2 separate regions of the Homo sapiens genome follow, and region 2 is linked to region 1. The links are chromatin loops, found by intact Hi-C in ENCODE. Cell type or tissue: ovary. All regions are shown on one strand. Each heading gives the region's core, and the rest is flanking DNA. Links, peaks and the distances in the headings are about the cores only. Region 1 holds the start of OR2W1 (olfactory receptor family 2 subfamily W member 1). Region 2 has its middle 28 kb from the start of OR2J2.

Region 1 (16,197 bases), core at 3,033-11,032:
AGTCCTTGCTCCTCTCCTCCTCTCCTTCCTTTTGGAATCCCTAGTGTCTACTGTTTCCATCTTTATGTCTGTATGTACCCAGGATTTATCTCCTTAAATTTTAAATCAAGTGAGAAGATGTGGTGTTCGGTTTTCTATTTCTGCATTAATTTGCTAAGGATAATGGCCTCCAGCTGCATCCATATTGCTTCAAAGGACATTATTTCGTTCTCTTTTATGGCTGTGTAGCATTCCATGTTGTATATGTACCACATTTTCTTTATCCAATCCACCATTAATGGGCACCTAGCTTGATTCCATGTCTTTGCAATTGTGAATAGTGCTGCAATGAACATGTGAATGCATGTGTCTTTTGGGTAGAACAATTTATTTGGGTGGGAGGCACATACCCAGTGATGGAATTGCTAGGTTGAATGGTAATTCTATTTTCAGTTCTTTGAGAAATTCCCAAACTACTTTCCATAGTGGCTGAACTAATCTACATTCCCACCAGCAGTATAAAAGTGTTCCATTTTCTCTGCAGCCTCATCAATATCTGTCATTATTTTACTTTTTAGTAATAGCCATTCAGACTAGTGCAAGATGGTATCTCATTGTGGTTTTGAGTGGCATTTCTCTAATGATTAGTGTTCGAGCATTTTTTATATGTTTGTTAGCTGCTTTTATGTCTTCTTTTGAGAATTGTCCATTCATGTTCTTTGCCCATTCTTTAATGGGGTTATTTGTTTTTCTCTTGTTGATTTGTTTAGGTTCCTTATAGATTCTGGATATTAGTCCTTTGTCAGATGCATAGTTTGCAAATATTTTCTCCCATTCTGTAAGATGTCTGTTTATTCTGTTGATAGGTACTTTTGCTGTGCAGAAGCTCTTTGGTTTAATTAAGTCCCATTTGTCAATTTTTTGTGTGTTGCAATTGCTTTTGAGGACTTGGTCATAAGTTCTTTGCCAAGGCCAATGTCCAAAAGGGTATTTCTGAGTTTTTTCCCCAGGATTTTTATAGTTTGGGGCTTTACATTTAAGTCTTTAATCTTTCTTGAATTAATTTTTGTATATGGTGCTTGGTAAGGGTTAAGTTTCATCCTTCTGAATATAGTTAGCCAGTTTTCCTAGGACCATTTATGGAATAGGGAGTCCTTTCTGCATTACTTATTTTTGTCGACTTTGTTCAAGATCAGTTGGTTGTAGGTATGCTGCTTTATTTCTGGGTTCTTTATTCTGTTCCATTGGTCTAGGTGCCTATTTTTGTGCCAGTACCTTGCTGTTTTGATTACTGTAGACTTGTAGCATAGTTTGAAGTCCAGTAATGTGATGCTTCCAGTTTTGCTCTTTTTGCTTAGGATTGTTATGGCTATTTGGGCTCTTTTTTGGTTCCGTGTAATTTTAGAATCATTTTTTCTAGTTCTGTGTAAAATGACGTTGGTAATTTAATAGGAATAGTGTTGAATCTGTAGATTGCTTTAGGCGGTAAAATTTAGACATTTTGTTTATGTTGTTGATTCTTCCAATCCATAAGCATGGAAGGTTTTTCCATTTGTTTGTGTCATCTATGATTTCTTTCAGCAGTGCTTTGTAGTTCTTTTTGTGGAAATCTTTCACTTCCTTGGTTAGAAGTATTCCTAGATTTTGTGTGTGTGTGTGTGTGTGTGTGTGTGTGTGTGTGTGTGTATTTTAAAGGGAATTACATTCTTGATTTGGCTCTCAGCTTGAACATTATTGGTGTATAGAAATGCTATTGATTTTTTACATTGATTTTGTATCTTCAAACTTGACTTAAGTTGTTTTATCAGGTCTAGAAGCCTTTTGGCAGAGTCTTTGGGGTTTTCTAGTCATAGAATCATAGCATAATTTGACTCCTCTTTTCCTATCTGGATGCTTTTTATTTCTCTCTCTTGCCTGATTTATTTGGCTAGGATTTTCAGTACTACGTTGAATAAGAGTAGTGTCAGAATTCTTGTCTTATTCCAGTTCTTAAAGGGAATGCTTCCAGCTTTTACCTATTTGGTATGATGTTGGCTGTGGGACTGAAATAAATGGCTTTTATTATTTTGAAGTATGTTCTTTGGATACCTAGTTTATTGAGGGTTTTAACATGAAGAGGTGTTGGATTTTATCAGAAGATTTTTCTGCAACTATTGAGAGAATCATATACGGTTTGGGGAAAATAAGGCTTAAAATATTTGATTTCATAAGTTCACGAGAAGGTAAATAGGTAGATTGTTTTGGTTTTGTATTTTTCCCCAAAATATACCAAAAATATTTTCCGATATTTCAAAAAATATCATTTACAATATTTCAGATATTTTGGTAAAATATATGGTCCACCAAAAAAAAAAAAATCAAACAGAGCCAAGTTTTGTGGCACACACCATTAATCCCAGTGACTGGAAAGACTGAAATGGGAGGATTGCTTGAGCCCAAGAGTTTGAGGCCAAAATGAGCCATGATCACACCACTATACTTCAGCCTGGGTGACAGAGTGAGACCCAAAAGCCAAAAGCCAAAAAAAAAAGAGTCAAAAAATAGAAATGTAAAGGATAACATAAAAGCAGTCTCAGAAATCTCTTTCTTCTGGGAACATACTCTTTATCCAGGCTATTTGATGATCAATATCATTAAACACGGATCTCCATCACCACATAAATGAGTTAGCATTATATTTCTTGAATATATCACCCTAGATAACCTTGACTGAATGGGATATTTAATATACACATCAGATATTGTTCTAACTGCTTTATAGTCAACAAACAATTATTGATCCCTGTTACATGCTAGACTCCCTTCCAGGCACCAAACAGCCACTGGAAGCTAATATAGCATCATCAAGGAATGCTGAGTGCAGCATTATCACAGGGCTATCAGGTCCTGACCAATTAGTCTACGGAAATATTGGAAGACAATGTCCGTAAAATTGCATAGTAAGAAATCAACATCTACACGGAACACTATTCCTAAAGAGAGAATGTTTCTATTTGGTGGGATGTTATATAAAAAAAGAAAGAAAAAAAAAGCAATGAACAAATAAAACACTATATATAATTTGGCTGATGAGCTTGTTTTCACAAATAAAAGTAAGCTCCATTAAGTCAGGGACTTTACTGTTTTGTCTATTTAGTTGTTTGCTATATTTCTATTGCTAATCAAATTTGTTGAATTGATTCATTCAGTTACGTGGCAAAAAAGGGGGATCAGATCCATATTCGTTTGGATCTTAGGTTTTAATTGTGGGGAGATACATTTAAAAAAAACAAAATTTAGAGTGATAAGTGCTACGAAAAACACATGGAAATGTGATAGAGATTAGCTGGGGAGGAGGGATTTTAATTTAGATTAAGTAGTCAAGGAAGATCTCGTTGAATAGATTATATCTGAAAAACGATTACAAACAAGGAGTTCAATTTGGGGACAGAATCTGCCAGGCCAATGAAATTCAATGCAAAGACACTTTAACACCTGCAACCCTGGAATGACAAAGGCATGAGACGAATGGGAGAAGGAGGGAGGGATGAAAAGGAGCCAGGCAAGGTGCATCTGGTAGTTCTTGGTAAGGAGTCTGAATTTTATAGTTAAGTGCATAGGAAGTCTAAAAAGATTTCAAATTGGCAAATGGAAATACTTGATTTGTGGTTTTGGTTTTCTTGGGTTTTGTTTTTTGTTTTTTCGAGACACAGTCTCGCTCTGTCGCCCAGGCTGGAGTGCAATGGTGCGATCTCGGCTCACAGCAACCTCTGTCTCCCGGGTTCAAGCGATTCTCCTGTCTCAGCCTCCAGAGTAGCTGGGATTCCAGGCATGCGCCACCATACCCGGCTAATTTTGTATTGTTGTATTGTTGATTTTGTATTGTTAGACGGGGTTTCTCCATGTTTATCAGGCTGGTCTCGAACTCCTGACCTCAGGTGATCTGCCCGCCTCGGCCTCCCAAAGTGCTGGGATTACAGGCGTGAGCCACCGCGCCCAGCCAACGTGTGGTTTTTTTAAAGAACGCTTTTGGCCGCCATATGGAGAATAGATTGAAAGGGGAATGAATTAAAGCAGAGAAACAAGATAGTAATCCATTGGGTAATCCAGGAAAAATAGGGTGGCCCAGTTTGTTAGTCATTCTGGAAATGGAGAGAAGTCGAGCTTGGAATCATTCAGATTTTCAAGATGAGGGCAGGCTAGTAATTAAGGATAACTCCTTAATTACTGGTTTCTGGCCAGAAATAGGTACATGTTTATATCATTTACTACAATGAGGAAGACTGGAATGAGAGCAGATTCAGTGCAATCAAGAGATCTATTTTAGCTATGTTTAGACTCATAATTTTGTGCATGAAATTAGGCAGTTGGAACTACCTATTCCATGCTCAATGTAGAAGACTGGAAATAGACACTTGAAAGCCATCAATATGTAGATGGGATTCAAATCCTTAAAACTCTAAGATTCTATCTAGGGACACAGTATAAACAGAAAAGAATTGAGCCTTTGGCAAGGGCATAGGAATCTCAGGACACTGTATTTCTAAAATTTCTACATATGCCAGCCAATACAGTTACTCTGATATGCGGCCAGTTGTGGAAGCACTGCTAATAACTTCACTTTAAATGGTTTCCATAAGTTAAGGGCTAAAGTAAGCAAGGGAAAAAATTGTTAAATAAAAAGGAAACAGGAAAACATGTCTTGATTTATTCAAAGGGGTATGGAAAGGTCTTATATTAAAGTTTAAGGCAAGGGCATCTGCTTTACAAGCTGGGTATATCCATTTTTTGATAACAAATGAAAACCTTTTTAAAAATTAATTCAAAAATCCAAAGGATTTCTCTATAATTTCTCCAGAGTAACAAACCCATGGATTTTAATCACAGAATAAGGAGCAAGGGACTAGAAAAGTCACTGTGTAGGAATGTATTTAAACCAGAAACATGGGTGGGCATGACAATTTATATACATTTTTGTTTTTCAAATGAAAATTGAATATTTGCTATGGTTGAATTGAAATTGTGAAATTCAATTATAACTTTAAAGTGGTTTTTAAAAGAAAAAGGAGAACTGTAGAAAATTTGACTAAAGGGGAAGAGAAAAATACATAAGTGAAACTGAGATCTCCAGTCAAAGTGAACAGTTTCAAGTATTCAGATGTTTAGAATCTTGATAGACAAAAATGTACCATTAGTAGATGTTATGTTTCTTTTTATCATCATTATTATAGCATTTATAAAGAATACATACACATACATATGTATATACTATGTATATAGTATATATATTTCATATATGTGTGTATTATATATAAAATCCTAAAGGAAGTGCTTATAAGGAGAGTATTTTCCAGATGTTTTATCAAATATCAGCATAAACTTTCCCCAAATATTTCTGCAGCACACAGACACCCTGAACTGATTGAAATTGTAACAGTTAATACTTATTTGGATGCTGTGTGCCAACCAGTACTGTAGTATTTACATATGTTAAACTTATTGAATCCTTACATTCGCCCTTTAAATTATGTATTATAATATCCCCTATTATAGATAAGAAATCGGAGGCAATGAAGGTTAAGTAATTTTCCCAAGTTCACACATCTGGTAACTGTAGCCACCAGGATTTCAGCCCAGAAAGTCTGGCTCCACAATCTATCCATCTAACCATTACACTATACTATATCTCAAGTGTAAAATATATTGATTATCGTACAGAAGCAGATAGTTAAAATTATTTTATTGATCAGTAATGTCATCCACATTTGAACATGTATCATGAGGCAGCCAATTCGTGCTTATGTATTTTATTAAAACCAATTATTACTGATATGTAATTTTAATTTAAGGAAGCTGTTAAAACCTATGATTATAAGCCAACTCACAAAAATTTTCATAGTATATACTTACTCTAGAATTTAATGTGTAAATAGTGACCTCTGAGACAATAACAAAACTAATTGTCGTAGACAATGAAGTATTTGAATCATCCCTCATGGTCACCAAAACAACTGAGAAAAAATGTAAATCTTATGATTCTGGTCTTACTGTTTAGAGCTTTGGGGATTAAACATCTCTTTCAAATACAACTGTTCTGACCATGGGTATCAGAGATAACCACTAGAGGTACCTCATTTAAATGATATCTGCTCAGAGCAAGTTTAGTTCCACAATCAATATTTGTGCTTTGAATGGTAAGATTTTTCTGTAGCTAAGTATAATTGTAGTGTTGGAAATCTACATTATTTAAGAGTAAATTTTATATTATAATACATTCACAACCAAAAAAATATGAAAATACATTTTCTTATTTCTTTGTCCTATAGTTTTCCTTCATATTAAATAACTTTTACATCTACTAAACCTGCCCTAGTGAAATATTAGGGTATGGTCTAATTCTAGGCTGGCATTTTCTATGACACTGTACTCTAGTAAAGTTAATTGGATGCAGTCCCAATGGTTTAGATAATCTTTTTGATTATCTGAGTCTTCAGGTAATACTGGGAAATTTTGTTCAATTCTGATTCTGAATTATCCGGTTGCTTTTCCTAATGTTTCTCTATGGTCAAGACCTACTTGCAGGTTGATTTAAACTCAGAACAAGAAGTAAGAATTTGTGACAGGTTTCATCCTCTTACTTGAAGTCATATATTCGAGAAGGAGGAGTCCTGTTGAGAATCTCTACCCTAACACACTTTGGGAAAAGCAGAATTCTCCGTGGCACTGCAGGGAAATCATGAGAAATTTACAGCCCTGGAGAAAAAAATGCTTAACCGGGATCTATTTTCCATAGTGTGGATTCTACAAAAGTCGAGAAGTAGAATGGCAAAGGAACTCCCTCTGGATCACAGTAATGTTCATCCTTAATCTCTTGGAGAAACAGTATGCCTGGATTGGTAAAACAATTTGTAGAAAGTAGAAGAAAAAGAACTTAGATCTGTATGGGCTGGTTTTATTTCAGAAGTCTGAGAATAAATATTGATCCAGCAGAAACAAAAGCGAGAAAGATAGATTAAATTGAAAATGAAGAATTCAGATACTTGTTTTTAATTTTGTTTTGTTTTGTTTTTTAATGCCATTTGTGAAACTTGTCAGCAAAATATTTTATTCTTGAAGGTTGTGGAGCCATAAAGGACTCAGATTTTATGTATCCATTTCTAAATCTCATACTGTGCATGAAAATTTATTTGAAGATTTTTCTATGTCACTTTTTAATAGGCAGAAGGAGGATTTTTATTCTTTCCTGAGTTAATCTTTATGGACTGTAGTAATAATGAAATAGTTAAGAAATTAACAGCATAATATTGATTTTAATTTTAAAAGAATTTTCAGGTTTTTATATAATTTTAACTGAAGCCCTATTTTATTCAGAAGTTAGGCACAATTATACACATCAACGAGTCTGTTAAAATAAATAAGCATTAATTATTGATGCCCCTGCTCAGACATTATGGAACTTTAATGGGGTGTGACAGCTTGAAATATCTTTCAGAGAATTATTTTTCTTTCTATCCAATTTGATTAATGGCAAAACTCAGAATCAAATCATAATTTTTGAAAAGCTAATGCTAAAGAAATCACAAAATGATTTTCTCAAAACGGCTATTTCAACCACCATCTCCGGTTAGTCTCACAAATGTATCCACTTTTGAATCATGGCCACAGTTGGAAGTAATTTCTTAATAACATTCAAAAAAACATATTTGAAATGGCATAACAAACAAAAAAAGCACAACTTTTTGTACTACATCTATATAAAGAGAGAGAAGAAGCACCAGTTTGATATTTATCTGGGTTTTGTTTGTTTTTGAGACAGGATCTTGCTCCAGCACCCAGGGTGGAGTGCAGTGGTGCAATCATAGCTCACCGCAACCTCAAACTCCTGGGCTCAAGTGATCCTCCCGCCTCAGCCTCCTGAGTAGCTGGGACTATAGGAGTACGCCACCACACCTGGCTAATGGCTGTTATTTTTTAACCAAATGTTTTATATTAGCTTTTTGACCACTTTATTGAAGTATGACTGACATACAAAAGCAGTACAGATTTAATGTATACAACTTGATGAGTTTGAAGGTGAGTATATACCTGTGAAACCATCAACACAATCTATCCCATATATACATCCATCACCTCCAACAGTTTCCTCCCACCTTCTTTATTGTGTTGTGTATGTGTGTGCGTGTGATGAGAACACTTAACATAAGATCTACCCTCCTAGCAAAATTTTAAGTATACAATATAGTATTTCTTAAATGTAGTGTAAAGTGGCTGACAAGTTTTAAGGAGATGGATGACATGATTTCATCAAATGTTGTAACAATGTAAAGGCATAAGACTGGATGCAAGGACTGGATGCAAGACTATTGCCAGAATCCAGAAAAGAAATCATAGTGATTTGAATTAGGGTTGTGGTGGTAGGGATTTTTTAAAGTGATAGGATAATTAGCATATATATTTGCATCCAAATTTACCAGTTTTGGTGATAAGGCGTTAAGAATGAGAGAGACAAGGCGTCCAAGGGTAAACACCAGATGTCCTACATAACAAACTAGGAGATCAAAGGTGCTTAGTCACTAAGATATGAAAAAAGAAGAACAATCTTTCCTCACTCTTTTTTAAGGTTTATTTTTAATTAAGCAACAATTGTATATGTTTATGGGGTGCAATATAATGTTTTAATATATGTTTATAATGTGTAATGATTAAATCAGGCTAATTAACAAACCCATCACCTAACATACTTATTTTTTGTGGTGAAAACACTTAAAATCTACTCTTAGTAATTTTGAAATAAACAATGCATTATTGTTTATTGTAGTCACCATTCTGTGAGATCACTAAAACTGGTTCCTTTTTTCTAACTGAAACTTAGTACCCTTGATCAACATCTCCCCTTTTCCCATCCATCTCCTGCCCCCACTCTCTACCTCTATGAGTTCAACTTTTTTGGATTCCATATATAAATGAAATCATGCAATATTTGTCTTTCAGCTTACTTCAGTTAGCATGATGTCCCCAGGTTCATCCTCCAGGTTATCACATCTTTTCCTCATCCTACCATTAGCCCAGTACTTAAATTTTATAGGTGAATTTACTGATCAAATAAAAGAATATGTTCATTTTATCAAGCTAACTAGCTTATAAAGAATCATAGGGTCATTTTAGAACCAGCATCTATTTCAAACTTTCAAATCTACACGTTAGATAATTCAGACCTCAAGTTTAAAAGTGAACTCCCCAAGGTCACCTGGATTTTTTTTAAAAAATCTAATATTAAACTCATTGCCATAAAAGAATCTATGACAAATAGCAGATTTCTTGGCTGTAATTTTTACTTTTATCCATTAAATTTTTTCAATTAGTAACATAAATTATCTCTCTTTGTTTAGTTCTAATTTTATCAAATTATTTAGATAGTTCATGTTGACAAATTGTTTCTTCCTCTTTTCCTTTTCTTCTTCCTCTCCCTCCTCCTTCTCCTCCTCTACCTCTTCTTCCTTCTTCTTCCTTCTCCTTATCCTTGTATCATCATCTACCTCCTCCTCCTCCTTTTCTCACTCTAGGATTTAGACATTGAAGGACTATGGACCAAAGCAATTATAGTTCTTTACATGGTTTTATTCTGCTTGGCTTCTCTAACCATCCAAAAATGGAGATGATCCTGTCAGGAGTTGTCGCCATCTTCTACTTAATTACATTGGTGGGTAACACAGCCATCATTCTTGCATCTCTCCTGGATTCCCAGCTTCATACACCAATGTACTTTTTCCTCAGAAATTTATCTTTCCTAGATCTATGTTTCACAACCAGCATCATCCCTCAGATGCTGGTCAACTTGTGGGGACCTGATAAGACCATCAGCTATGTGGGTTGTATCATCCAACTCTATGTTTACATGTGGTTGGGCTCAGTTGAGTGCCTTCTCCTGGCTGTTATGTCCTATGATCGTTTTACAGCTATATGTAAGCCCTTGCATTATTTTGTAGTCATGAACCCACATCTATGTCTAAAGATGATTATCATGATCTGGAGTATTAGTTTGGCCAATTCTGTAGTATTATGTACACTCACTCTGAATTTGCCCACATGTGGAAACAACATTCTGGATCATTTCTTGTGTGAGTTGCCAGCTCTGGTCAAGATAGCTTGTGTAGACACCACAACAGTTGAAATGTCTGTTTTCGCTTTAGGCATTATAATTGTCCTCACACCTCTCATCCTTATTCTTATATCCTATGGCTACATTGCCAAAGCTGTGCTGAGAACGAAGTCAAAAGCAAGCCAGCGAAAAGCAATGAATACCTGTGGATCTCATCTTACTGTAGTGTCTATGTTCTATGGAACTATTATCTACATGTACCTGCAACCAGGTAACAGGGCTTCCAAAGACCAGGGCAAGTTCCTCACCCTCTTTTACACCGTCATCACTCCAAGTCTCAACCCGCTCATTTACACCTTAAGAAATAAGGACATGAAGGATGCCCTGAAGAAACTGATGAGATTTCACCACAAATCTACAAAAATAAAGAGGAATTGCAAGTCATAGATAAAGACTAGAGTGAATAAGGCAATTAAATATGTTTTCTAATTTTCTTTAATTTTTACAAATGCAAGTAATTCCTAGGTCATGGAGATCCATAAATATAATTATTATATACAAACATTTTGTAGATGCAAACAAAATTACAACCATTCTACTTAGCTCCTTTATGTCCCTGATCATTGGTATATCATCAGAGAAAACAGATCATTAGAAATTTTATTTTTGCTTGAAATAAAACACAAATGGGATGTAAACATAAATTTGAATGCATTTAATTTATTCTAAAACCACATAGAAACTGTTTTGGTTATCTAGTTTTGTATTTTCAATGTTAATCCTTGCCTCTTCCAAAGTATAGACCTGAGCAAATGGTTTCATATACATTATGGTGTGTATATTAAATAATATACCCATAATGTTCATTCTATTGGAGCTTGAGAAAAAATATACATATACACAATAATGATTTTGTACACCCAATCTTTTGTAATGCCACCCAAATATTTATTTGTGTTTGATGCAAACAGTGCAGTTTATAAGACAGTAATTGTCATAAGCCCCATTTAAAACAATTCACTCTTTTTTCAATGAAATTTCAAATCGATATCTTGAGTAAAGGGTCTCTGCTATTTAAGTCTATTACTACTCTATCGTAATATAAAGCCACAAATTAAAGGGTTTTAAAGGTAATGACACAGTCTTATCAATTTCTCTTTCATTCGTTAAATGTTTATTCCATGATTGTCTCAACTTAATGGAAAGATAATATGACTAGTTTGAAACCAGTTAGGCTTTTGACATACATCTGTGGAACTGGCGGATTTACGTGAATTTTTAGAAATGTGGTAATGTTTATATGTAGTGGAATTGCATAACAGAATAAATCTTTTTATTTCTATTTATCATAATATAATATTTAGCTTTTATGGGACAATGTGATTACTTTTTAATTAAACTTTTATTTTTGCCATGATCTGATACCTTTCTCTAAAAGTGCCCATTATTTAATAATAGTAGCCAATCTAGATAGATCTAGAAAGACACACTGCTAGAATCTAAAAATATATATTTTCTCTTCCATCATGTCATCTTTAATGATGAGCAGCACACCACTAGCATTTTGAGTTGTCCCTTTCTTTGGTGTACCACTGGTTTTCACAATGTGGATAATATGTTACAGTAAGATCAGGAGAGATGGTAATTATGCCTTTCTTTTGTGAAGGAGGAGAAGGGATCTTTGAAAGTGAAGGCTGGAAAGAGAACCTGTCTAACTCCTCAACCTGGCATTTCCTCAAGAAAATGTTAGCGAAGAAAACAAAGGAACAAGGAGGATCTGGAAGTTATTTCCTTAAAACTAACTTTATAACCCTACAAAAGTCTCTGCATCCCAGAGTGTGCCCCCCCGTTGAAGCCCATTGTCTTAGACTATGGTTCTCTTAACAAGCCATACAAATCTCTATGAAGGTTAGAATTGCATTGTTTTGTAAATATTATTTATAGAACTGATAAGCCTCTAGCCAATGTAATTATAAGTTTCTTGAAAGCATAATTTTGTATAGTTCTTTCTCGATTCACCATCATATAATAGGGTTCCATGACTCTTAGTAGGCATTGAATATTTTTAACGATTTGGATGAATTTTTCAGTGTTCATGCAAATGTTTGTAAACAGAGCAAAAATCATCTTGTTATCATTTTTAACTAAAAAAAACATACACAAATATGAGCTAAGCAGAATATCCCAAGCCTTCAAAAACATGTCCTAGAAAATTTCGGAAATGTCTTACCTTGACCTGCATCATAATTATGCTTAATTACTGTTGTGGAGCACCAGTCTCAACGGGCTTAACAATATCCTGAAACTAAGTCAGCTCTCTTAGATTTTATACCCATCACATTTATCTTTTTCTAAGGTTAGCCCTTGGCCAGGGCAGGAAAATGTTTCTGCCACTCACAAAACACTCAGTAAATAGGTAATTTTCAAAACCACATATGCCTAGTGTTGGAAAAATGCAATATAATACAATCTAGTTTATTGCCTATTTTCCTTTCATATGGACATCTCCAGATTCTTCCACAAGAAGTTCAACTCTGATTGGTACCAATTAACCACAACATGGTAGATGTTGACTAGTTCAGACAAGGAAATTCATAATGATTTATGATTAAAGATAAAAGCAACCCTTCTGAGTCAACCATCATAACTTGAGGAGTGGTGGACTAAGAAAACCATAGTAGAAAATGCACATAATGACTCCCCTCAGTGCAAGTAAATAGCTAATTCTTTCAATATTTCTCTTCTTTAGAAGACTATAATCTAAAAAATACATTATTCAAATTCAGAGAATCACGAATATCTAGAGAAAATGAAATGCCATTTTTACTGTATCTGTTTATATTCATAACAATTATTAATTTTCTCTCATTTCTTAAACAAAAACTTATAAATGGATTCAAGCAGAAGATGCTATGATACTCAATTGTCATATAGTGATGAATTTTGAAGTACAGGAACCTCTAGAGGTCAAATACATATATATGCACTTATTATCCAATTCTAATCCCATTATTTTAATTGATGTGTTTGGGTATCTTTGCAAGTACATACATTTACCTACTTTACAATGAATATTTATATCTTAAATAAATTTACTGACATGTATTATTGAAGTATGTTGCATAAAAATGATATGGCATATCAAATTTTCAAACATGCTGTAAAAATTAAGCTAATTATTAATTGGTAACATTTTTCAAGCAATACCTGGGTATAGATGCTGATAATTTATAAGTCTAAATATGTACCCAACTTACTGAAGTACATTGATTCATTTTATCACTTTTATAGATATCAGTTCATCCAGGTCTCTGGCATTTCTGATATTGGTTTTTGTATTAATACATAAGTTAATTTTTTTTTTGAGATGGAGTCTGTCTCTGTCGCCCAGGCTGGAGTGCAGTGGCACAATCTCAGCTCACTGCAACCTCCACCTCCCGGGTTCATGCCATCCTCCTGCCTCAGCCTCCCGAGTAGCTGGGACTACAGGCGTGTGCCACCACATCCGGCTAACTTTTGTATTTTTAGTAGAGACAGGGTTTCACCATATTGGCCAGGCTGGTCTCGAACTCCTGACCTCAGGTAATCCACCCACCTCGGCCTCCCAAAGTGCTGGGATTACAGGCGTGAGCCACCGTGCCCAACCTGCATAAGTTAAATTTTAAAATTCTTTCTACTTTCTGAAGAAATTCTGACACTCTCCATTGTATTTCTGAAAATTATTTTCTATGGGAGAAGGATTCTATTATTTTTGAGGATTTTTGTTTAAAATACTGCTCCTGATAAATTTTTAACCTCCTCTCACAGTTGAGTCCCTGTGGCCACTGTCCTTACCAATTTCTACTGTACGAAACAGCTTCTTCTCCACTTAAAGACTATTTCTTGTCCTCTTGCCAGTGAACCAAGCCTATTTTCTTTTATTCTCTAAAGTACCACTAACAAGTGGGGAATGCAGTTAGTGGGATTTTCATAAAGAACTGGGAATAATAAAGGAGGATTATACTGCAGGATAAAAAGGAAAACATTGCCTAATGAATATTTGACTTCTTAAAATTCCTTAGCAATCCCTACCACAGAGCTTTGCTCTCTGGATGTCTGCTTTTTTAGGTCCCCCTTGCTCCATGTTTTGGAAGATCTTATTTACTTTCGGTCCCAACTTCTATTCCAATCTGTCTTTGTCTCTGACCTAGGACCTCCAATTCTTTCAACTGTAGTGTCTGTGAAGGAATAATGTCACTATCACTTAGAGAGAAATATTTGTCTGGCTCTATCTTCTATAAACACTAGAATAAGGGGTAAAGATACACTCACCTTGCATTAGAAAATAGAATTTGTTGTTTTAAGTAAAAGAACACCTTTTCTTCTGCTGCTGCTGCTCCATTCCTCAGAACACAGATGCAATTAAAACAATTCCAATCTTCTATTTTTCCCCATTACATCCCTTAACTAAAGAGTATACAATTTTGATCCATGTGATTATAAGGAGCACATATTTGGTATTATTACTAAGAAGCTTTCTGTATTAATAATGCATATTTTTAGCTCACACTTTTACAATTTAATTTATACAAACCTTTCTACAATTCAGTGATTTCTCTTTATATTGATGTCTTGAATAGAACTGACCAAGTTTATGTTTCAATGAATAAAATTTTGAAATTGAAAAATAATACACTTTTTGAAACTATCTAGGTGGAGAAGTAACATGAAAAGGATTTTTTAAAAAGAAGCTACTTCCATGTCCTGAAAACCTGGAGTAATATTTAATGTAGAGTAATTGTGTAGAAAATTTTCTAGTACCAATAAGTACCCATTTATGAATATGTGGGTCCATTCCCAACACTGGAGCAATTCCAGTACCTGTTTTCACTAATTGTACTCCCAAATTCCAAATCACTGTGTAGAAATTAATTCTACTAGGTAATTAACTCCAGGTCAATTTATTCTCTTTAAAATCAGTTGGATGGAAATGTTCCTTGGTAGTTCTTTTTATTTATGTTTTCTTACCAATCTCATTATTCTTCATAGACAAGTTTCTTCAGAGAAACACTTTGTCATGGTAACTGTAGTATACTTTAAAACACTTTGTCAGGCTATTGATATAAGTGCATTTATTCATTCAAATATTACATTCTATGGGCCGGGCACAGAGGCTCACGCCTGTAATCCCAGCTCTTTGGGAGGCCGAGGCGGTGGATCACGAGGTCAGGAGATCGAGACCATCACAGCTAACATGATGAAACCCCGTCTCTACCAAAAATACAAAAAATTAGCTGGGCGTGGTCGCGGGCACCTGTAGTCCCAGCTACTCGGGAGGCTGAGGCAGGAGAATGGCGTGAACCCGGGAGACAGAGCTTGCAGTGAGCCCAGTGAGCCAAGATCATGACACTGCACTCCAGCCTGGGAGACAGCAAGACTCCGTCTCAAAAAAAAAAAAAATATATATATATATATAACATTTTATGGACATGAGTGGCTCTAATCAGTAAATGTACACTATTAGATGGGGAGGTCAACTAGCATTTAGCCAGAAAGGCTGCCCTCCAAGGCAGCTACCACAGGACCTTCAGTTATCTACCTCTTGGTCAACATTTGATGCCTAGCCAACTCACATAATAATTGAGGTTTAAATCAGTTATCATCCTGAAATTAGTGGTACCAAATATATGAGGGTCATCTAACATATTTTAGAAACATTCCCTATTCTTCTATGAAGGGCATAAGAACCTAGCAAGATGTGTAGCCTAAACTTTAGGGGTAGTGCCCAAGACTTGTTCCCTAAATGGGCCTGTGTCCTACTATGGATAAGTTCCACTTTCTCAATGCTGACATGAAAGTAAAACCCTACCTCTGTTGTCTTATCTTCTTCAAATACACCTTTCTACAAGGTACTTTGGAGTATTTTAAAGGGCAGAGAGCTGAGGATTTATTAAATTTACAGAGAAGATGACATAAACTGTCTTATGCTAATGTCTGGTTAACTAATCTCTATATTCATGGCAGAATTTGATCAGAGTCATTTTCATCATAACTGGGACATAGGATTGTGGTGGTAAATGCTAACCATACGCCCACTTCACCTTTTTCAGCCACTATGATTAACTACCAAAAATGACCCTGTTGCTGAGCATGACCAAATT
Region 2 (16,197 bases), core at 4,823-12,822, 94 kb before region 1:
TATAAATGCTCAAGCAAGAACTGAGAAGATTCTAAACTCTTGTCTCTGGCTGACCTTCAGTATTTCAGGAAGAAGTAAGTGGAGGCTAAGGTAGAGATGTGAACTGCCTGACTAGGTGTCAGAGTCATGCCTCAATATGAACATAGAGGTCTTTGACAGAAACTGGAAGATTTATTAGTCCCAGGCATTGAAAGAAATTTCTGTCCAATTATTTGCTGGCCACTAGACTACCTGAGTACAGATTTTAATGGCCCTACACCACAAAGAAGGCAGACTTTAGAGAATTATTTGGGAGTATTCACTAAACAAGCAAGCAACAACTACATTAATAAGCAGCAACAACTACATTAATAAGCAGCAACAACAAATTCTAGTGAGACAGGGAGAATCTGGTTTCCACAGTTGCCATTTCTAGTATTTAAAATATTTAGTTTTCCAAATTTATAAGAAAGAAAAACAACCCCATTAAAAAGTGAGCAAAGAACATGAGCCGACAGTTTTCAAAAGAAGACATACATGCAGCCAACAATCATATGAAAAAAGCTCAACATCACTGATCATTAGAGAAATGCAAATCAAAACCACAAGGAGATACCTTATCACACCAGTCAGAATGGCTATTATTAAAAAGTCAGAGAAGAACAGATGCTGGGAAGGTTATGGAGAAAAACAAACATGTATACACTGTTGGTGGGAGTGTAAATTAGTTCAACCATTGTGGAAGGCATTGTGGCAATTCCTCAAAGTTCTAAAGACAGTAATACCATTTGACCCACCAATCTCATTACTGGGTAAGCACCCAAAGGAATATAAGTTGTTCAATTGTGAAAACACATGCATACATATGTTCATTGGAGCACTACTCACAATAGCAAAGACATGGAATCAACCTAAATGCCCATCAATGATAGACTCGATAAAGAAAATGTGGTACATACACACCGTGGAATACTATGCAGCCATAAAAAAGAACGAGATCATGTCCCTTTCAGGAACATAGATGGAGTTGGAGGCCATTATCCTTAGCAAACTAACACAGTAACAGAAAATTGAATACCACATGTTCTCACTTGTAACTGGGAGCTAAATGATGAAAACATATGGACACATAGAGGGAAACAATACATACTGTGGCCTGGTGGAGGGTGGAGGATGGGAGGACAGAGAGGATCAGGAAAAATAACTAATGGATGCTATGCTTAATACCTGGGTGATGAAATAATCTCTACAACAAACCCCCATGACCTGCGTATGTACCTTTGAACTTAAGATAAAAGTTTTAAAAATAAAAATAAATGAAATGAAGTATCTAGTTTTCAACATAAAATTATAATACAAGTGAAGAAAGACACAGGAAGTATGGGTCATAAAAGGAGGGGGAAATGCAATCAATAGCAGCAAATCTAGGTGTTGAACTTGTTGGACAAAGGCTTACATCAGCTACTTTAAAAATAGGGTCAAAGAGCTGAAATAAACCATGTTTAAAGAACTAAAGGAAGATATGACAACTATTTCTCACTAAATAGAGAAAATTATTAAAGAGATAGACATTATTTGTTGTTAAAGAACCAAGTCAAATTCTAGAGATGAAAAAGTACAGTGATGGAAATAAAAAATGCAGCAGAAGACCTGAACACCAGATTTTAACAAGCAGAAGGAAGAATCAACAAACTACAAGATAGGTCAATTGAGATTATCTAGTCAGAGTAATAAAAAGAAAAAAGAATGAAGAAAAATAAAACAGCCTAAAGAAATCTGAGACATTATCAACCATAGCAAACCACTGAAAACATCAGATGTTGACAAAGAGATAAATAACAGGAACTCTCATTCACTGATTACAGAAATCCAAAAGTGTACAACCACTCTAGAGGACAACTGGACAGTTTCATACAACACTAAACATCTTAACCATAGAATCCAGCACTCACGTGTCCTGGTATTAACCCAAATAATCTGAAACGTTATGTCCACACAGAACCTGTACACAAATGTTTGCAGTAGCTTTATTCCTAATTTCCAAAGCTTGGAAGCAAAAAAAAAAAAAAAGTCCTTTAATAAATGAATGAATAAGCAGACTGTGGTACATTCATAGAATGGAATATTATTCAATTATAAAAAATGAGTTGTAAAGCCCAGACCTGGAAGAAATTTAAATGCATATTACTAAGTCAAAGAAGCCAGTCAGAAAAGTCTACATTATATATGATTTCAATTGTATGATATTCTGGAAAAAGCACAGTTATGGAAACAATAAAAAATCAGTGGTTGTCAGGGGCTCCCGGGGAGGAGGGGAGGAAATGATGAATGGAAGGAGAACAGGGAATTTTTAAGGCAGTGAAACCATTCTTTATGATACTGAATGGGGGAATACATGTTATTAAACATTTGTCAAAACCCATAGAATGTAAAACACACACCATCAACCCTAATGTAAACTATGGAATTTGGTTACTAATAATGTATTAATATTGGCTTATCAATTATAACAAATGTACCACATGAATGCAAGTTGTTAATAATAAAAGAAACTCTGGGGGAGGGAGTAAAAGGGGTTACATGTGAGTTCTCTACACCTTCCATTCAATTTTTTGTAAACCTAAAGCTTCTGAAAAATAGTCTATTCATTTAAAAAATGGAAGAGATTGACAAGGTTTATTTAAAAAGACAATCCAATGATATACTGTCAACAATATATTCACTTTAGATTCAAAAATGCAAATAGGTTGAAACTGAAAAGATGAAAAAAGTATTCCATTCAAAGAGTAAGCAAGATAGAGTGCTAATGGATGGCTATACTGATATTACACAATATCAACAAAAAGACAAGAATTATTACTGGAAACAAAGAAGGACAATTTATGATGATAAAATCGCTGGTCCATCAAGAAGATACATCAATTATAAGTACATATGCACCTTGCAGCAGATCTCCAAACTACATAAAACAAAGACTAACAGAACTGTTTGGAGCAATAGATAATTCCATAATTATAGTTCAATGTCAGCATCCCACTTTCAATAACAATAGAACAATTAGATAAAGGTCCACAAGGAAATAGAAGATGTGAACAGCATTATAAACTAACTACAGCTAATTGACCTCTACAGAAAACTCCACCCAATAGTAGTAGAATACATATATTACTCAGGGCACATGAAACATTCTACAGATTAGTCTATAAGGTCATAAAGCAAATCACAATACATTTAAAAGATTAAAATAATGTAAAGGATGTCCTCTAACCACAATGGAATAAAATTAGAAATCAATATCAGGCAAAATATTGTGAAATACACAAGTAAGTGGCGATGAAACAACACATTCCTAAATAATGAATGGCTCAGAGGAAATCACAAGGGAAAATAGCAAATAATTTGCAAAGAATGAAAATAGAAACACAACATACCAAAGTTTATGGAATTCAGCAAAAGTAGATAAGCTAGAGATGTGTTTAAAAGAAAAAAATTCCTTTATCAGTCATTGTTTCTGAAATGACAAAAAGTGTGTGTGCGTGTGTGTGCGTGTACATATGTATGTAAAAATCAAGTAACAATATGTTCAAGATGATTTAATTGTATTATTTAAGTTGCTATTGTCAAAAACTATGCATACTAGAGGGGGAGACTTCAAAAGCAAAATAACTAAGAAAGCTTTCATTCTTTTGCAGAAAATTAAAAGAGAATATGATATAGAGATACTGTGTAGTATATTCATATTAGATATTCCTTCTTAGGTGACATTTGAGATCAACCTGAAACACAGAAAGGAGCCAGTCGTGATAAAATCAAAGAAAGAGCATTTTAGACCTAAAAACATCTAATTCAAAAGTCCTAAAGCAGGAAATGACCTTTGTTTGTAATGGAAAGTTACAGTCACCTATGGTCCCAGCAGAAAATAGATGGCATGCTCCTATGGGAACTGAAAGAGGTTTAACAAAAGAAGTAAATACAAAGTTGTGAGAAGGATTTAGGAACATCAACAAGGGATTTCTGTATATGTATTATATATGGACTACTCTGAATCTAGCAACAGTTGGGAGGCTTAGCAACCAACACAAGGCCTGAAGTAGCAAAGGGAGAAAGTACTATTACAAAGCAGAAAGAGAGAGAACCTGTACGTGGCTACATCCATGACCTGTGATCTTTGGTTGAGCAATACAAGTAGCCTCATTTGTCCCATCTGAAGGAGAGGGTAGGGGAAAATACTTCAAACTAGCTGCTGCCTCACTCTAATCCTCAGCTGGTGACTCATTGGCTGAACACAACCAGAAGTCAAATATCATGGAATTCTCTTGATTTCGCCTCTAGAGGCACAACACAGGGTAGAAACAAACATGGTTGGATAGAGAGTGAATCTGGGGCAGGGGAAGGAAGGGGGAGTGGAAAATATCCAGCACATATGTAATGTGGAAAGATGCACACCCTTATGACACTAACGGTTACCTTTAAAGAAAGGAGAGGGACAACAGACCATGACAGTAGGTCATCAAAGGGAATGCCTGTAATCCCAGCCACTTGGGAGGCTGCGGCAGGAGAATCGCTTGAACTGTACAGCAGAGGTTGCAGTGAGCTGAGATCATACCACTGCACTCCAGACTGGGCAACACAGCAAGACTCCATCTTAAAAAAAAAACCCTTTAAATTTGTATTTGCTATCCCATGCACTTGAATTTGTTTTTCAACATAATGTATTTATGCATTTTGTATGTAATTTTTAAAATCTCAAAGTTATCTGTGTATCTGCCTAATGTTATGTGGTATGTGCTTGGTGAGAGTGAAGAAATTATCATTTCATCATTTTAATATGAAAGCATTAAATATTATGAAATGTTTTAAACTATCACTTGATTCCTTCTCATTGGAAATATCTTTTTATTATCTTTCTTCCTTTTCAACTCATTTTTGTGCCCCTTTATTCTTACAACTAGAAATGATTAAATTTTATGTGAGGTAGTCTAGAAGTTAATGAGGTAAGGTATTCAGGGAATTCTCATTTAAGTTCCCCAGAATCATTTATTCAAACTAGCTCATCTCTAATTGCATCTCATTTAAAATTAGTGTCTACTGTTTTGGGAAATTGAGTAAATGTATTTTAAAACACATCTGACAACAGAAGAGACTTCCTACCAACCTCAGTTCAGTAGGAAACTAATTGTACATAAGTAGCATTTCCATAGAGATCTCTGTCCCAAGGAATTTTCTCTGCTAACTCCTCATCTGGGATAAGGATTAATGGCCTGTTGGAAAACAATGCCCAAGAGGTCTCAGGAAGAGCTTACAAATAACACATCCACAAAGCATTCTGATATTTTCTACTATTGTCTTCCTAACCCATGTTTTCTTCTCTTTGGAACCCTGTAACAATTGAAAACCTAAGTTGTGAAGCTAATTCTTAAATACTCATGTATACTACAGTTTATCCATCCTCTGAACGTTTGAAAAATTCAAGTGTATTCCTTCATAATTCCTTTTTATTGAAAGATATTTATCAAAAGGTGAGTAAAAAGGCACGTTTTCAAGTCCATGCATTCTTAGGGAAATTGAAATATGTGTAGATCATACTGCCACTGCCTAATATACATCTGAAAGGCAGAGAGCATTTCATTTCAGGGAGCCTTTTCTAACCTTTGGAAACAGCTGCTCAGTGGTTCTAAGAAGCAACTAGATTTCTCTTTGTAATTAATCTATCTCTCAATCTCTCACTGAAACCAAATTTAAAAACATTAAACCCATTTAAAATCATTATGATTTTAAATTTGGTTTCAGTGAGAGACTGAGAGGGAGATTTATACACTATATCTGAGAAATATTAAATGCCCAAAACAAATATGAAGCCTTCTTTCAATCAGGTGGATTTTTAGAATATATGTTCAAAATTGGATGGATTGATTTGTCTGTGTGTTTCATGCAGATTCCTAATGTCAGATAAAAATAACTTTTATTTCTTCTTATGATCTTTTACTATATAGAAAGTCTACAAGTGCAGTACATATAAAGAAAATATTGTGTATGGTAAAAATGAAGTATAAGCTACACTAGAATGAAGATGGAAGTGGAGATAAAACAGGAGACATCAACAGGAATAGGGTCTGGTACTTTATTTATCTTTTTTAAGTGAAAGCAAGTTTATTCAGAAAGTAAAGGAGTAAAAGAATGGCTGGCTACTCCATAGACAGAGCAGCCCCAAGGGCTGCTGGTTGCCCATTTTTATGGTTATTTCTTGATGATATGTTAAACAAGGGGTGGATTATTCATGCCTCCCCTTTCTAGAACATACAGGGTAGCTTCCTGATGTTACCATGGCATTTGTAAACAAATGTACTCTACCATATAGGGCAACTTCCTGACGTTGTCATGGCACTGATGGGAGTGTAGCAGCGAGGATGACCAGTGGTTACTCTCATCGCCATCTTGTTTTTGGTGGGTTTTGGCCATCTTCTTTAGAGTAATCTGTTTTATCAGCAAGGTCTTTATGACCTGTATCTTGTACTGACTTTCTGTCTCATCCTGTGACTTAGAATGCCTTAACCATCTGGGAATGCAGCCCAGTAGGTTTCAACCTCATTTTACCCAGCTGCTATTCAAGATGGAGCTGCTCTGGCTCACATGCCTCTGACATTTCCTCCCTCCCCTTTACAAGAGAACCCTTAATCCTAAGGGTTGGAGAGGGACAAAGATCCATCTCCTTCTGTAGCTTCTTCAGGCTTAAGAGGAGCAATGATATTCCTGCCTAACAATTAGAGTCTCTCGTATTTGGGGTAGAGAGGAGCTCGTCAAAAAGCATTGGTATGATGAGAGCCATTCATAACTCTGAGTTTCAACAAGAGGTGCTATCTGAAAGATTGATAAGTGTTCCATTTAAGAAAACATTCACTAAGCATATTCTGCATCCGTATGCAAAGAGTACAAATGCAATGTATTCCACAGCAGCAAAGCAAAATAAGTAAAATTATTCCAGGTAAACTAAATTTAAAGGCTTCCCATGAACTGAGCAACTGTTAAAACCAAGCTGATACAGGGTTGCCAGATGATTCCAATATGTGCCCATGATTAGAATATTGGTCCAGATTTTTACATTACCCAAACCTCTTGTATCTTCTGAGTAACAGTCTAAGATCACTGGTTGGTTCACAGGAATAAGCAGGTTTAGCCTAAATTGTAGAAACAAACTTAAAAACAACTCATGAGACTAGAATTTAATAACAAGTGTACCATACTTCTTGAAACATAATTTTTCTCACTTCAGTTTCTCATTTTTACTGAAGACAAATTATGATAAGACTGATTTACTTTATTGCACTTGGCCTGATTATTTGTATAAAGTGGAACAAGAATAATTATTTTATACATTACCAAAATTTCTTTGTCAATCACGTTTTTGCCAGTGGCTGTGGTAACGAGTTTTGTCATACACAGACAATTGTCTTGTTTTAATCCTCTTCAAAAGGTGGTTTATAGTCAGCTATACAACTCTAACGGATGTTCTTAAATGCAGGTTTCTGATAACTTTGGAAATTGTGACATTAGAATAGAGGAAACAACTTTTGCAACTCTCGTGAAGAACAGGAATGTTCATGAATATCAAACAGAACAGGAGTTAACTGCATAAACTAAACTAAAAGAATAAACTAATCTTTTTGACTTTGCTTAAAACGTTGCTAACCCTTTGTTTTGTTTTCCAGAGTTAAGAAAACTTTTACTTTGAGCTATTTACAGCCTTTAGCAATTGAGTAAAGTATACTTCTGTGGAAAAAAAAAATGGACCATATTTGTTTCTCTCTACCTGATTTCTCCAGAATTTGGAGACTGTTTGTGAGTATTCTTAACTGATGGCAATATATTTATTTGCATAAGTGCAATAAGAATCTGTTTTTTTTTTTTTGTAGCAGGACACAGTTGGAGAAATTGGTTATTTTACCAAGGCTTTGACTGGAATGGTGTGTTTTCCTTTAAGGAATGAAACTTGACTTATAGAGCCAATAAAAACCCCTTGGGGAACTGACCTTCTACCTTGCCTACACAGTCCCTATACAGGGTTTCTGGCCTGTGGTAAGTAAAGAATGTCATTTTCTAACATTCCAAGGATTCCTGCTTTATCTTGGGACCCCATGAGGAGAGGAATTTACTCAACTCATGGGTCTGGCACTTTAATAAAGTGGCTTTAAACATTTGTGATTAAGTAAATCCCCATGTAGTAAAATAGTGATGAAACATTTCTTGAAGTATAAGATCCAAAAGACAGATAAAATCCCAAAGCTAAAAGAAATAAAATACAAGAATGACATGAGAAAAAAATATGAGATCTAAGAATAGAATTACAGAGCTTAAATATACTTCAAAATTAAATCACATTGATTAGTCATTCCTAGTCTGATGTCTTCAGGGAAATGTCCAGAGAAATGGAGGAGCTCTGGGTGACCACCACTCACAGACAAAATATACTTAATAAAGTTAATAACAAAATCCCAAATAATATAAATTTAATAAAATTGCGGAAGACATACTGGAGTGAATATTGTCATTAAAGGTAGTTATAATTAGTTATAATTATGGAAGAATTCATGGAGGATCAAATCTAAAATTGCTTTTTAAAAAATTCAAGGATGGTCCCTGGTAGAAAAAATATAAAAGGTGAACATAACAATGTTAAATAAAGATAGCAGGTATCTAATAGTGAAATTATTTAATAATGTAATTTGCAATTCTCAGAATACAGGCATGCACCACATAATGACATTTTCATCAATGACTGACCATGCATGTGTTCAACAGTGGTCCCATAAGATTACAATGGAGCTAAAAAATTCCTGTTGCCTAGTGACACTGTATCCATGATAATGTTATAATGTAACACATTACTCAAGTGTTTGCAGTGATGACGGTATAATCAAACCTGCACTGCCAGTCATATAAAAGAATAACACATAAAATTGTGTGCAGTACATAATACTTGATGATGATAAATAAATATGTTACTGGTTTATATTTTTGCTATACTATACTTTTTATGATTTTTTATACTCCTACTTATTTTTAAAAAGTTAACTGTAAAACAGCCTCACACAAGTCTTTCAGCAAGTATACCAGAAGAAGATATTGTTATTATAATCATAGGAGATGACAGCTCCATGCATGTTATTGCCCCTGAAAACCTTCCAGTGGGACAAGGAGCTGGAAGACAATGATATTGATGATCCTGACCCTGTGTAGGCCTGGGCTAATGTGTGTGTTTGTGTCTTCATTTTTAACAAAAAAGTTAAAAAACTTAAAAAAATAGAAATAATTTATAGAATAAGGATATAAACAAAGAACATACTTTTGTACAGCTGTATGATGGGTTTAAGTGTTATTCAATAATCAAAAAGTTAAAGAAATTAAGAAGTTTATGAAGTAAAAATGTTACAGTTAGCTAAAATGAATTTATTATTAAACAGAGAAAAGTGTTTTTTAGTAAATTTAGTGTAGGCTATAGACAGTGTTTACAAAGTCTATAGTAGTGTACAGTAGTGGTCTAGGCCTTCACATTCCCTCACCATTCACTCACTGACTCACCCAGAGCAACTTCAAGTCCTGCAAGATCCATTTATGGTAAGTGCCCAATATAGGTATACCATTTTTTATCTTTTATACCATATTTTATTGTACCTTTTCTATTTTTATATATGCTTAATACATAAATACTTACCATTGAATTATGATTGTCCACAGTATTCAGTAAGGTAACATGCTGCACAAGTTTGTAGCCTAGGAGCAATAGGCTATATCACATAGCATAAGTGTGTACTAGGCCATACCATCTAAGTTTGTGTAAGTGCACTCTATTCACACAATGACAAAATCACTTAACAATACATTTCTCAGACTATATTCCTCTTGTTAAGCTATGTATGACTGTATTTATTTTGACATCAAATTAGTTTATATCATGCCTTTATTTCATCTTTCATTTCCAATACGGATTTTCATCTGAAAAAGCACTCAGGCCAAGACATATTTCTAAATTTGATGCACTCATATAACATCTTGATTAAATCAAGGTCAAATAATGTGAAGGGGGTCACACTCATTCAGGAACAACCCTCGAGTACAGATGCTTTCTGGGGCTCTTGAAACTCTGAGTTTATAGTCTCAATATTTTATTACCTCATTTAAAGCAGCAATTACTTTTCAATCTTTAGGATGTTCTTAGTCATTAGCAGAGTATGGAAACAAATGATTAACAATATCTTAAAATATGGATAGTAAAATTTTCTTTGTCATAGCGTTTGGGGATGGATACTAAATGATTTAATGGTGTAGAAAGCATATGGGGGTGTTTGACACAGAGGGTTCACTAAGGACTAGTTGGAAAGAGTGTTATTATTGTTTTGCACACTTCCGGCGTGAGATAGCATATAATCAAAGGGCAACATTCACATGTTAGCCCTGAGGAGCTTTGTATGACACCTCACAGGATGACTTTGAAGATGTAATGAAACAGAGAATGTGGAAGCTGTGCTTTATAAACTTATAAATGTAATCTGTTACCATTAAACAACTAATTGACTGGCAGAGTTACTCAGAATGTTGTCACTGAGATGCTATCTTAACTTTTCAACCGAATATTTCTCATCCTGCAGAAAATTGTGATATTCATAAAACACATGTCACCACTAAAAGAAAAGCATATGAGCAAAAAATTAATCTTTCTCAAAATACTGCTTCACTAAACTAGTTGAGGTTGGTATATCAATGTACTTTCTAGCTGAAAAAAAAGGAAAGGTCTTGAAAATGTAAAATAATTTCAGATTTGACTGTCTCTAAGCCTAAATTGGGACATCAACTTTTGTCCTGACTGCAGTCACTCAGAACTAAAAGACATATTTGTAGTTATGTGCAATCAGTGGGTCATGACAACTATCCAAACTCTTATATTAAAGCAAGATGATAATCTCATTGAATAAAAAAATTTTTTTCAAAATGGATGTTAGCTAAAATTTAACATAAAATATCAAATGCCCAAAGGTTGAACTAAATCGTAATGAATAAAAGCCCAAGAATGCAAAATCGAATTCCTGAGCATAGGGAAACTTTGTCATTGTAGGTTAACTCTCTCAATTTATACTTGAGAAAACAGACAATAAAAGTATTTAATTTTCTTGTTCAATTTCAAATCGCTGAGATAGATTTAAATCCAAAAGTCTTCTTGCCTCCCTTGGAGATGATATGATTATTTAACTAACTAGTTGGAGCTGGACAATGCTATCTTGATGATTCTTATGACTCCAGGTTTTCTCCTCCTTTTTCTCCTACCATTGCTACCTCAATATGTTTATTCTTCTTAGCATTTCAGTAATGCCTTGCAGCACTGTTTCTGAAAATGAACCATCCTGTTCCTCAGCCCCAGGCCACATTTACTCTATCAGACACCTAAAGATAGGAAACAATAAATTTCATTCTAGCAACCTTCTCAGCTGATTTTTATGCAACTCAAAGTTTGAAAACTATACGGTCACTTTTACTTTGTATTTAATCCTCACCTCACTCAAGAATGGTAGTTATTGTCAACCTTCTTACACAGAAGAAGAAATTCCATTTCAGAATGGTTGGGTTACTGGATTAAGATATCTGCCTTTAATTTGTAGTGTCCCATAGGAAAATAAGATCACCTGATACCAGATGTTTTATGTTATTCTGACCCCAGGTTACTGCACCCTGTCATCTATAAGTAGACAATCAATGCATCACCATGTTTTGTCGATACCCATAGCTCTACCTTCTTTGGCATATCCCTACTACAGGTGAAACAAATTGAAGATAATGCCACTAACTAATGAAAGCCACCCTGAAGAATTTATTCTGCTAGGCTTTGCAGACCGCCCTTGGCTAGAGCTTCCTCTGTTCACTAGTCTTCTTATAATGTACCCTATAGCCGTGATGGGAAACATCACAATCATTCTCATGTCCAGGTTAGACTCTCGTCTTCATAGCCCCATGTATTTCTTCCTCACCAACCTCTCCTTTTTGGACATGTGTTATACCACAAGCATTGTCCCTCAGATGCTGTTTAACCTGGGAAGCTCTAAGAAGACCATCAGCTATATGGGGTGTGCGGTTCAGCTTTATTTCTTTCACATAATGGGGGGAACAGAATGTTTGCTTTTGGCTATTATGTCCTTTGATCGCTATGTGGCCATCTGCAGACCTCTTCACTACACCCTCATCATGAATCAGCGCGTCTGTATCCTTAGTTTCCACCGTGTGGCTAATTGGAATAATCTATGCTGTCTCAGAGGCCACTGCCACATTACAATTGCCACTGTGTGGTCTCAATAAACTGGACCACTTGGTGTGTGAGATTCCTGTTCTGATAAAGATTGCCTGTGGTGAAAAGGGTTCTAACGAGCTCACACTCTCTGTGGTATGCATTTTTATGTTAGCTGTCCCACTATGCTTAATTCTTGCTTCCTATGCTAGTATTGGAAGTGCTGTATTTAAGATCAAATCTTCCAAGGGAAGGAAAAAGGCCTTTGGGACATGCTCCTCCCATCTTATTGTAGTTTTCTTATTTTATGGCCCAGCCATCAGCATGTACCTTCAGCCCCCCTCCTCCATCTCAAGGGATCAACCCAAGTTCATGGCCCTCTTCTATGGAGTGGTGACTCCCTCACTCAACCCTTTTATCTACACCCTGCGGAATAAGAATGTAAAGGGGGCATTACGCAACTTGGTGAGGAGCATTTTCAGCTTTAAGTGATAGTGGGTAGACATAAAATGAAGTTATTGAACAGTTAGAGTAGGTTGCTATGGTTTTATCTAACAAATTCTTGTCTCATAATCAAATATCGCTTTACATGTTCTTGCAAAATATGTTATGTCTCCGAGACTCTTTGTAAACATGTTCAGCAAGGATTATACTTGGCTAGTAGGCACATTATATTATGGAAATATATTAAAATAGTTCTATACTGGTTGGTACATACAGAGATAGTAACTGTGTTAAGTAGTAAAAAAATTAGTAAAATGAATTTATTAGTTCAAGCTAATTGTAAAAATAGTATAGCAACCACTCATCAATGAGCCTCCTGTCAGAGTCACCTGAGAAACATTCCATCACTCTCTGCATGTTGTCCCAAGTCTAAATGGGCAGTGTGGCTACACTGGGCATTCAATGTGAAGCACATTATACTTTGGAATAATCATGAGTCTCATAAGCTTATCAACCCCAATTTATGTAGATACTATTGCTTCTTAAAAATTCAGTGTAATTCTTTTTTAACAAATAAGTATGCAGTGATTTTGTATTTTTAATTAAATAATTTATTATTAAATTTTGAAATGAGTGGAATAGTGGGACAAAAAGTATGAAAAAGTTTCTGATACTTTCCTTTTACATACTATAATAATGAGTCTTCGAATCAGTGAGATAACAAGGAAGTGATATTAATAATGAAACACAACCTGGAAGCATTTCCGTGCACAATTTGGAACAGCCAGGAATGCCTTTTGGAACTAACTGTGTTAGAATCAGAATCAGTATGAGAAAAAAATAATTTGCATTTCTGGAACAAAAAGCAACTTGATTACCTCAACAAACAATATGTCTTTTTACTGATGTAAATGTTAAATGCAAATGATGTACAAAACCTGTATCATTAAAAGTTGGAAGTGCTAAAACTTAGTTCTAGGACTCACACCCCAAAACTTAAAACTTTGTCACGAAATTAGTTACAATTTATGAGAGCAAATGAATAGATTTTATATTTACTTGGTGTTGAATTAATATGTTGAGAGTTCAACACGGTGTTGTGTAGTGAAGAAGTAAATACTTGTAAGAAAAACAAAAGGTCATTTGGACTTTTCTGGCATAACTTCTGGTATGATCAAGATCTAAGCCAATAATTGGAAGGAAAACCTCATGTTAGTTCAAACAAGAATCAACTGCAAACCAGATACACTTGCTGAAAAATAACAGATCATCTGGTGCTGATACAGATCCTCAAATCATTGAACTTTTATATATCTAGTTTGGAAAAAAATTTAAGTAACTTTAAAAATTGGCATATTTCTGGTTGATTGCCAGAAAAATGTTTTCAAATTTTATACACATGCACACACAAACACATGACCTAATTCTGTGGTGTTAGACAATAGCTTTGATCATTTTTATTAGTTAAGGTATAGTTTGTCTAACTTAGTCTTATATACAGAAGTATATAGTAATTTCTAGTTTTGAAGGCAAAACACAGAACGATTTTTGTCAAAAGCTTTGCTATAAAAACCCATTACAGTTCATCTGACTCTCTCAAATTATCCTCCGTCCTTGGCTAATGTATATACTACCTTCAAGTCCTGTAAAAAACATTCATTTCAGAGGCATGAGTGAAATCTAGACACAGTGAAAAATCAGGATTTCCTAAGAATTATATGCAAAAATCTCAGAATAAAGAATACTCAGAACAGTGGACTGGAAAACCCACAGAAAGGTTTTATTTGGACTTTGCATTTCCAGGGAATATATACTGCTCAGTATGCTACAGCATGAAGGATACTTCAGTCAACTTTTGAAAAATTCTGTAGAAGAGAAGGGACGCATTATACTTGAAAGAGAAAGCGTGCTCTACCTTTTGTGTAAAGCATGAGCAATTCTGAGATTGCCTTTCAAGGAAAGTGATCTAAAGTTCTTATTTCCCCAAGCAAGTAGGCCTTTCCTAAATAACAAATGGAAGAAAACAAAGCATTTTAACCCTAGATTTAAAGTCACTAAAAATGTATTTGGAAAAATATTTAAGGTAGAACTCAAGAAGGTTTAACAGTGGCTTTCTCCATATTAGAGATGTCCTAAGATCTGCATAGCATAATAACTGCAAGGCAAGAAGTGCTAACATGCACCTTCAAGAATGTGCCTTTGGGATGAGTTCATGTCCTTTGCAGGGACATAGATGAAGCTGGAAACCATCATTCTGAGCAAACTATCACAAGGACAGAAAACCAAACACCACATGTTCTCACTCATAGGTGGGAATTGAACAATGAAAACACTTGGACACAGGGCGAGGAACATCACACACGGGTGCCTGTCATGGGTTGGGGGGCAGGGGGAGGGATAACACTAGGAGAAATACCTAATGTAAATGATGAGTTAATGGGTGCAACAAACCAACATGGCACATGTATACCTATGTAACAAACCTGCACTTTGTGCAAGTGTACCCTAGAACTTAAAGTATAATAAAAATAATAATAATATAGACACAGAAGCAAAAAAAAAAAAAAAAAAAGAATGTGCCTTTGGAATGAAAAAAGAAGACTAATTAAAGTACTCAAAGAAGAATTAAAAATATTTTCAAAAGGCAAATAAAAATTGTAATATTTAATAGGAGTATATAGTAATACATCACTGGCTGAGGAAATATCATAATCATAATCAAAAAGTCATGTTAAAAAGGAGAACTCACAACTATTGAAAAGCTGCCATGAGCTAGTAAAAGTGTTAAACATATTGTATGTATGGTCTTATTTAATCTTTCAATAACCCTTTAAGGTATGTATTAGCCACATTTGATAGATAATGAAAATGTGGTTCACTAATTCTTGAGCTTGCATAGTGTACGTCAGAACTAGAATTTGAAAGCTTTCAATTACCAAAAATTCATGCTTTTTCCACCTTATAACAAACTACTTGCAAAAATGATGGAAATTTAAAATTATACATTCAAAATCATGAAGAATTCAATGTTTCCATCTGAAATTCCATGGGGCAATATGGGAGACTGAAAGGAGGATCTATGTTGAATGAGAACCAGGAACCAGAACCAAGGCTGATATTAAAGAATGTGTGTTTCTATAGGAGATGAGAACTTGAAGGATTTTAAACCCTGAGACAATGTAAGACCTTTATTTTATGACTACATTTAGCAAAGTAAAAAACCACTTGGAGTACAAAAACATAGGAAATTAGTTAAATGTACTGCAACAATCTTTGCAATAGATAATGAGGCTCTCTAGTAGGATAAGAGAAGTAAAAATGAAAAAGATGGGGGAAGTGTGAGAGATTAACATAGGAGGTTAACTTGGAAATTTTGTTAAATGTGTGTCCTCTGGGAAAGAGATGAGCCAAAGACAGTGGTGATGATGTTTTAAGTCTGCAGGATTGAGCAGAAGGTGTAGATTATTTCAACGACTTTAATATCAAGGAAAGTAGTTTTTGAAACA

Evidence for each region. A loop is a pair of places that touch in the nucleus more often than their neighbours do. Peaks named below come from ENCODE experiments on the same cell type or tissue, not always from the same donor. Only the 100,000 strongest peaks of a DNase experiment are listed, where the experiment ranks them.
Region 2: a loop joins it to region 1, with 9 times the contacts of the local background. A loop is called at or near these places in 2 of 110 quality-filtered maps.

Annotation. Positions count from the first base shown.
Region 1 is chr6:29,038,520-29,054,716 of GRCh38, reverse strand. It overlaps OR2W1 (olfactory receptor family 2 subfamily W member 1), which reads left to right and starts at 9,542. Exons shown (of 1, transcript NM_030903.3): 1 at 9,542-10,504. The coding sequence starts at 9,542. The coding sequence ends at 10,504. All of the region lies in intron 1 of OR2W1-AS1 (OR2W1 antisense RNA 1), which reads right to left. In ovary, for the core only: no CTCF peak of the experiment used is centred there; no DNase peak of the experiment used is centred there.
Region 2 is chr6:29,134,422-29,150,618 of GRCh38, reverse strand. It overlaps the pseudogene OR2N1P. Among named protein-coding and RNA genes, the nearest start is that of OR2J2, 28 kb to the left of the region's middle. In ovary, for the core only: no CTCF peak of the experiment used is centred there; no DNase peak of the experiment used is centred there.